Linked DNA regions of Homo sapiens: region 2 is linked to region 1. A link is a loop called in an ENCODE intact Hi-C map of the cell type or tissue named here. Cell type or tissue: HepG2. All regions are shown on one strand. Links, peaks and the distances in the headings refer to the core of each region. The heading gives the core; the rest is flanking DNA. Region 1 overlaps WWOX (WW domain containing oxidoreductase). Region 2 overlaps WWOX (WW domain containing oxidoreductase).

What was found. Peaks named below come from ENCODE experiments on the same cell type or tissue, not always from the same donor. Only the 100,000 strongest peaks of a DNase experiment are listed, where the experiment ranks them.
Region 2: it touches region 1 in a loop (3-fold over the local background); 1 of 110 quality-filtered maps calls a loop at or near these places.

What each region holds. Positions count from the first base shown.
Region 1 is chr16:78,483,783-78,488,178 of GRCh38, forward strand. All of the region lies in intron 8 of WWOX (WW domain containing oxidoreductase), which reads left to right. It overlaps WWOX-AS2 (WWOX antisense RNA 2), which reads right to left. Exons shown (of 2, transcript XR_007065129.1): 2 at 1-4,396. Among named protein-coding and RNA genes, the nearest start is that of WWOX-AS2, 14 kb to the right of the region's middle. In HepG2, for the core only: no CTCF peak of the experiment used is centred there; DNase peaks (open chromatin) are centred at 1,909 and 2,339; H3K4me3 peaks cover 790 bases.
Region 2 is chr16:78,282,675-78,287,070 of GRCh38, forward strand. All of the region lies in intron 5 of WWOX (WW domain containing oxidoreductase), which reads left to right. Among named protein-coding and RNA genes, the nearest start is that of WWOX-AS1, 43 kb to the left of the region's middle. In HepG2, for the core only: no CTCF peak of the experiment used is centred there; a DNase peak (open chromatin) is centred at 2,407.

The DNA.
Region 1 (4,396 bases), core at 192-4,191:
TTCTTGTTTATTTATTTAACTCACATTAATTAGCCTTAATTTAAAAAAAATGAGAAGAGCCAGCATCATGATGCAAGCATTGACTTTGCTCACAAAAACATCTTGTGGTCAACAGTGGGGCTTAGGGGGCAGGTTTTGTGGCTGTGACAGAACACGTGGCCCCTAGTGTGTCTGTTGAAAGATGGGCCCCTTTCAGGAAAATGGCTTACCTTACTTTTTAGACATAATTTTTGTTTTCTGTTAAAGGGTCAGTTATAGATAAGTATGCTCCCTTGCAATGAAATGAACCCACTTTATCAATTTTGAAGGAATCAAAATTAACTTGAATACATTGTCTTTTTGCATATGTATGTAGTGCTTTGTATAAACATATGAATTTGTAGGAGCTGCTCTTAATGATTATTACTGCATAGGCTGGAATAGAAGCAAAATTTGCAGTAATACTTTTGTACCTTTCTCTTTAGGCCTTGGCATATATTAAAGTACTATACATTTGTCTTAAAAATTGAAATTGTAGATTATTTTCATCTAAGACCCTTTTGTTCACAGATTTTTTTTTCCAAGTATACCTATTCCCCAGAGTTTACTTACAGTTTGCTATTGATCCAGCAGCTGGTATTTGAATTGGTCGATATACTCTGTAACTTGTTTAAGATACCCTACCTGAGCTATTAGTTTAAATAATGTATTCATAAATTGATTAATCATTACAGTAAGACTTATTAGCTGCATTTATATCTGCGTGTTATCCACAATTGACTTATAGTCTAATAATCACGTATACTTAAGCAGAAGTTGGGTTTTACGTTACAATTTAATAATTATCAAGGTGGCAAACGGTAGTATTTGTGTGTAGAAGTTGAGTGGATGTGGGGCTTTAAAGGCAGGAGTCTCTAAGCAGGTTGCTAATTTTACTTTTCCTAGATAAAATAATTCTCTCTCCCAAAATGAAATACAGGAAGTGGACCAAATTGTGTCAGCCTGAAAGAAGTGATTGAGTTTGCGGAAGCTGTCCTGAAGTCGAGGTTCTGGAAGATGGGTGGGGTGGGGGGAAGCGAATGTGAAGTGCCATTGCATTTGTCTCCATTTCTGTCCCAGTTACATCAAGGCTGGGAGGAGGTCTTTCCACTGGTTTTCCGGGCTGTTTGTGTACTACACAGCCTGTGTACCTGGCAAGGCACGCTCTGCTCTGCCCTGCCTTCTGATGAGCTGACTAACACCTTATAGATGAGGTTCCCTTAGAACCAAAGATGCCCCATGAAACTCCCTAGGATGAATGTTGGAAGTCCTTCCAACTGGGATTCCCAGCCGGAAAGGAAACAGTTCATCTGACTACAGGGTTTAGGTTTACATGTACTTTAAAAAAAAAAATTAATAAAGTTTATTTTTACAGTAATTTTAAGTTCACAGCAAAACTGAGTGGGAAGTGTAGAGTTTCATATACTCCCTGTCCTCACACATGCACAGCCTCCTCCAGCTATGCACATTTTCAATGAAACTACATGTTCATTGAAAATGATCTTTTGGGTGGTTGATGTTCGATTTTGGCTCTGTGTTGGGCCTGCCCAGTGAGGTCCTTTTGACTCCCTAAGGAACCCTGTTTTGGGTTTCTTTTGAGGTTGAAGATATTTCAGACTCTTTCCCCCTCAACTTCCATAGGAACCAAACTCTCTTTCTTCCTCCCGTTTGGTTGGAAAGTTATTTTGCCTCACTGCGTGATTTTTCTACTGCACCAACTCCCCTTTCAAACGTTATTCCACAACATACTAAATTAATGTATACTGTGTTCTTTGGGTAATGGGGAGGGGAGCCTGTCTCACAGCACGCATTTGTTCAGCTCTGTGTTGAAAGAGCACTGCCCGCCGCGTGAAGGACATCTGCTCACAAGTGAGCAATTGTGCTTCTGATTTGGGGCAGCACCTTTGCTTGAACGCTGGCTCCAGATGAAAGAACAGATTGCCGCGGAGCCGCTTTTCCAAGGATCCCTCTCCCCAGCATGGGGCTTCATACATTATTGAGAGCAAACCTACTTTCCACCGCCACTCCTGGATGCACTTATTTTGCGAGCCTTATTCAGAATGTCAGCATGGATCACTTGGCGACAAAGGCCTAAAGGGCAAGCCAGGAAGCTTCCATGGATACGTTATTTATGGTGTTTAATTATTATTGTACAGATTTATTAAATGACTCTGTTACCTAGGAGTCCATGTAGTTGCTGAAAAGAGTTTGCTAACTTTGAATCGTAGATGTTTTATCTGAAAACAAAATTTCCTTGTGAATGCTGTTACCATATTCCTGGTGTCTATGTGAGGGGGTGTGTGGTGGTATGCCGGTAAGTGTTGAACAACCTGCTCTGTTGGCGGGAACTAGGGGAAACAAACCCTGTTTTGTAGTATTTGCTGATTACTGTGGTGTAAATACTCACACCTTGGCTGATTTCAAGTTGCAGCTTGGAACTTGGAGTTAGAAAGAGATGTGTAGTCCCATACCATTTTATGTATGTAAAGTATTTGCACTATGCCGACTAATAGACATAAATAACCTCATGAGCATAGATAATAGTCACATCTACTAAGATTATTCAGAAGTATTGAGCTTTGAGTATGTTTTACCTTTTTAATATAGCTTATTGAATCATACATTTATCTACTTTAATACTTAATAATGAGTGTGCCCAACAACTAGGTCTTAAAGTTCCTGATAGTTTAGCAGTGTGCTCTCTTAAGCCAGTCGGACCTGGTTGTTGTACACTACTGGGTGTGTTTAATTGACTTCCAGTTTTGTTTTGTTTTGTTTTGTTTTGTTTTGTTTTGAAACAGTCTCACTCTGTCGCCCAGGCTGGAGTGTAGTGGTGTGATCTCCGCTCACTGCAGCCTCTGCCTCCTGGGTTTAAGGAATTCTCTGCCTTAGCCTCCCGCGTAGCTGGGATTACAGGTGCATGCCACCATGCCCAGCTGATTTTTGTATTTTCAGTTGAGATAAGGGTTTACTGTCTTGGCCAGGCTGGTCTTGAACTCCTGACTTCGTGATCCACTCGCCTCGGCCTCCCAAAGTGCTGGGATTACAGGCATGAGCCACCGCCCCCGACCATTGTCTGTCAGGTTTAAATTGCACCTTGGGTTCGGGTGAAGTTGATGATCTATTCCTAATGCAGGCTCATTCCTAACAGGGCATCCCTGCACAATTTTCCGCTGGGGTGTGATGAGCTGCTTCGCATCCTGCTAAGTGTCCTCGACAGCGAGCAGACACATGTACCCTGCTTGGTACATGCCAGATGATTCTGTTGTAGTGATATTAAGGACAACAGTATTTTGCCAGAAGCTATAACGAGATGATTCTATAACAACAGCATGGTGACATCAGACTATGTTTTGCAATTTTCTTTAATATTTATGCTGGATAAATAATTTATCTTTTTTCTCAGTTTTTTTTCCCTTTTCTTTTTTTTTCTCCCCATCTTGAACATGTTGCTGTAGACAGGTGCTAGGTTTCCCTGAATGACTAAAGCAGAGATTTGGTTATTTTCCTCCCAGAAAAAGTAGATGCATCAGCAGAGTTGAGCCCCTGGGCATTATTTCCCCAATTCCGTATCCCATCTACTAATACAAACTAATGAGATCTATTAAGGATGAGTCCACAAGTTTGAAGGGAGTCTCTTACTAATGTTCCGTCTTTGCATGGTGTTACAACAGCGGGACCATTTTACACTGAGGGTTTGCGAGAGGCATGGCTCCCCTGTTATGTATTTGGGACTTACTGCAGATGCTTCCTCTGGTTCAGGGTGTTGAGGCTTCGTGCTGTTAATATTGGAAGGTGGGTCATTTGTACTGGGCATCTGTCCTGTATCTTGGAGATGTTTAGTAACATCCCTGACCTCTAGCCATTAGATACCATCTCTCCCAGTAGGGATAATAAAAACATGTCTCCAGATGTTGGCAAATGTCTGGCCTTCTGGGGAGTAAAATGGCCCCTGGTTGGAAACTAGTGTTCCAGAGCTACATTCTTAGCTGCTTACTGCATCATTGTTTTTAGCCCTCCTTTTCTCTGGCTTCCAGGAACCACCAATCCCCCAACACTAGGATAGGGCATAAGGCAACCTTATGTCACCAAATTAATGTCCGCCTAGGCAAGCTGGACTGCAGAAAGAAAAGCAGTATTTCTACCCTAGGATCATTATCCCACCTTCCCCAAGCTTCGAAAGAGGTACAGGAGTCCTCAGAAATGGGGCTTCTAAAATAAGTGGAACTGGGACCTCTTCTCTCTCAGGCTGTTACTTGTTGTGGTTCCAGCCTATTTTCTGAGCTGTGGAGCAGGGAGGGATCTCACAGGAAACTTGGTAATGTAGATTTTGGAGGACTTGAAAGGTTCCTGCTACCTTTGGCTGGGGATGGAGGGA
Region 2 (4,396 bases), core at 120-4,119, 200 kb before region 1:
GGCCAGGCTGGCCAATGTGATGTGAGACCCCATGTCTACTAAAAATACAAAAAATTAGCCGGGAGTGGTGGTGTTCGCCTGTAGTCCCAGTTACTCAGGAGGCTGAGCCAGGAGAATCGCTTGAACCTCGGAGGTGGAGGTTGCAGTGAGCCGAGATCGTGCCGTTGCACTCCAGCCTGAGTGACAAGAGCAACACTCCATCTCAAAAAAAAAAAAAAAAAAAAAAGGACAGGGAAAATGTCCAGGAAGGATGTGGCTTAGCTGAAGATCAGCTTCAGCTTGATCCCACGGGAAGCTCTGGAGGGTGAATTGTACAGCAGAGTTGGTCCTGACTGAGACCAGGGCCTGGCTGACCTATGGCAGTCAGCGATGAGCCAGTGTCTGCTGGGGAAGAGGGCGGCGTGGACATAGCCTCTCAAGTGGGGCAGGAAGGGGTAGCTGTGAGATACTAGCTAATTCTTACAGCTTCTGGGTTCACCAGCCCGGCAGGAGAATCTGGGTTGAGGAGGCAACATGACAACGTGCCTACCTTCACCAGAGAGACTGCTGTCAAAAATCACTCCATCCATGCAAGGAGGAACGATGCAGACACAGAAATTCTCTGCTGTGAGGGCCAGCACTGTAGTATTTACTGACCTGCTCCCCACTCCACACCTCCAAGTGCAGGTGTACAGACTGACATCAAACCTTTCATCCCGCCCTCGGCCTCATACCTGCTTTCCACTCTGTGACCTATTTACTTCGATGGAGTCATTTTCAAATAACTTTTGTTTAGTGAAACTCAAGGCTTTTCAGGATGCTGTGCTAATGTCTTCCTTTTTTAATTGAGTAAATATATTATACACAGCTGGGTAGGTTGTTTCCTTGCTGGCCTTACTGCTACAATTTGAAAACGGATACAGTTTTCTTTAACTCACATAGGATGAATGTGGCATTTATTCCTGGTTTCCTGTGGCTCTCCTCCTTTAGAAAACGTATTTACATGGACGTTTTTGAAGCACTTCTTAAGACATCGAAAAATTAAAAAAGAAAAAAAAAAAGAAGAAAAATCTCTTTTCCCTCCCCCAAACAATGGTTACATAGTGACAACAGTGGGTTGAGCTAAATTCAGCTACGTCAAGGAAGAGCAATAAAAGGAGATGGATTGTTCTCTAAGCTTCACTTTATTGGATATTGTAATTGACATATAGTTGTCATTTATAATCATCTGTCCATTCCTGTGAGGTGGGAGCAGTAAAGTTAATTGTGGCAGCTCATTTGCATTAATCTCACCTCTGAAGGGTACAGTAACCCATTAATATCACGTCATGATGAATTATCACAAATAACATTGAACATATTGATTAATGATCTCTGAGATTTGTATCTCGTTAAAACATTTTGTTAGCTCTTTAAACTTTTAAGCCAACAACCATTGCGTGTAGGAGGGGTTTAGAGATCATCTGAGAGGTGGTGGTGGGTGGTGGTGTACTTTGTAGGGTCACTGGTTTAAGGGGTTGGACAACCCGTTCCCATCTGATTTTCCTCTTCTTCGGGAGCCAAGTACTTTTTGTTGGTAACTTCCGTCTACTTTTTGCAGGATAGTGGTTTCTTCAAAACAGTGGCTTCTTTGATTGTAAGGTGGCTCCGATTCTCAAATGGAATGATTTTCTTAAGATTTTTAAAAATTACCCCTTCAACACCTTAAGTGCTGGCTTTCTGAACCTCTTGCCCACCTAGGCATGCCTGCTACTTTGAAGTGGCAAGAGTTATCTTTGTCTATTACATCAGCATTCCTAAACTTACATGTTAACATAAACATGGAGCTCAGAGGAAATGTGTTGTTTGAGATGAACCATCGTTTCAAATGTCACTTACTTCTTGTTTTATAAAGTATCATTACTCTTTTCTTGGACACAGTCTCATCTTTGAGGTGTTTGCAGATTTTATCTCCTGTGGACATTTCTACAAAATCAATCAACAAACTTGAGCAGAGAAATCATCATACTAGCCACACACACTCTGCAGGCATTAATAAAATAATAGTAAATTCTCTTTAACCAAGTCCTTTGCAGAATTTCCTGGTAGAAGTTTAAATGCAATAGATGCAGTAAAGAAAAGGGTTGGCTTAAGAGTTGACTTACAAAGCTTGGTCCTAACAGCTTTTTCCTTTATCTGTTTCAAGAGTCATACGATATTTGATCTTTCAAACTTACGTATTTCTTCCATTATGTTTAGTATTAGTTTCGTTTTCTCAAGATACATATTTAACAACTAGCAAAATGTTGGAAGCGGTCTCCTCTGCTGTCTATTTAGGGAAAATGGAACTGATCTTTCTGAAATAGGCATGCATGTAATGATGATGTCATTAATGCTTGGCTAGCTGGTGGACTTAAACCCAGAGGGCACTTCTGAAAAGGGGCAAAGTGCATCTGCTTCTGCTTTGTTTATAGACTGTCAGCCTTGGATCTGTCACTCCCTCAGAAGGGAAGGATTGAGGCCAGGCAAGGTGGCTCACATCTATAATCCCAGAACTTTGGGAGGCGAGGTGGGAGGATCACTTGAGGCCAGGAGTTCGAGACTACCCTGGGCAACACAGTGAGACCCTGTCTCTACTAAAAAAAGAGAAAACAAAATTAACCGGGCTGGGTGGCACCCACCTGTAGTCCTTTGGAGGACTACTTGGGAGGCTGAGGCAGGAGGATCACTTGAGCCCAGAAGTTCAACATTATAGTGAGCCACTGTACTCCAGCTGGGTAACAGAGTGAGACCCTGTCTCTGAAAAATAAAAACTAAAAAAAAAATTAAGTTAGAAGGGAGGGATTACGACCCTCATGTGTATCAAGAAACAAGCTCCATGAAGCCCCATAGGATGGCTCAGCACCAGAACGAGGTCTGACTGTTAAGCAAAGTCAAGTGCATGATGGCTGAACATTGCTGGGGGAAGATTTTGCAATTATGCATTGTTTGTGCCTTTAGCCAGTAGGTAAGGACAGTGGTACCATTCTGACGGACTCTCGGATGCTTGGTTTTATGGAGGGATCTTAAAACAGTAATCGGCCCATATGTGCAGCAACCTTTGCGCCTAAATAGCTGAGGACAAAGTAGGTTGCTTACTTCAAGAGCCCTTCCCTTTCTCTTCTTTGTCAGGCCTGTAATGTTCCTCACCCACTGAGTATTTAATATCTGTGTTTTCACATCAAAGAACAAGCTTTCTGTCTCCCAGGATAGTATCTTGTAAAGCCAGCCTCTTTATTACTTCACCAGTTTTAAGGCTTTATTACTTGCGACCTAAAGCCTGCTAGTGAATTATGCATGTTAGAACTCACAGCACCGTCTCTGCCCACTCTTTTGCCACCTTTTTGGGGGTCCAAAAAGTACAAGGCGAGATCGACGTGTGTTCATTCCCATCCATGGTATTAATCCTTATTCATTTAAAAAAATCTGCTAACGGAAATATTTCCATTCAGCTCATTAATCAATTGTGATTTTCATTCCCTTGTTTTGTAAAAGCTGTTGCAATAAATACTTTTTTCACAAGGCGAAAATCCAAGAGATGGATGCAGCCAGCGTAATTAATTGCACCCAGTTACAGGAGATCAGCAAGTTTGTGAGATTCACATGCTGCTGTACCATATGGTTGCCCAGTGGGCGAAAAATTTGATTAATGTTTTGAAGTAGATTTTTTTCAGCAAATATTGCAGCCCCAGATGAGGTGGGGGTTGTCCCCCCCTTTTACTTTCTAGTATTGTTAGACTTAGCTGAAGGAAACAATCCTCTGATTTAAAGCTTAATAATACTGTGATTCAGTGAAAACTTAACATGCGATAAAAATTACATTTCTCTCATCTCTTGTGGATACAGAAAAATAATACATGATGTCTTCGTTTGTAATTAAGGAAAATGTGATCGTTGGATTCTAAAACTTGATTCTTGATTTTTTTTTTCCCCTAAGAAATGGAACTGTGGTTTTCACTGATGCACTTTTGGTATGATTTATAAGTAGTATATTTGGGCAGACTCTTCATACTCAAAGCAGTAAAAAATAAAATAAAATAAAATACAATGAATCCACAAACAGCTTCTTCTTCATTATGTACCCTATACCTATTAGAGCATCATAAAATATAACTATATGAGTATCATAGAAAAGTTAAAGCTGTCTCTACTCTGTTATGCTAAGATATATTAGTTTCATAACCACTCAATATATTCATAGTTAATTTATCCTTTATTTTAAAAAAATGTCCTGCAGATTTTAAAATCAATTTTATAGTTTCTTTTCTGTTTTTAGTTAGAAAGTTCATTTTATCTTAGCAGCTCCTTGTCATACTGGGCACCCATTCTCTTAGGATGCTGCCCTTCTGACTTTTTTCTCCAATACCTGGGAGGGAATTAGCCATTTGGTAATACAACG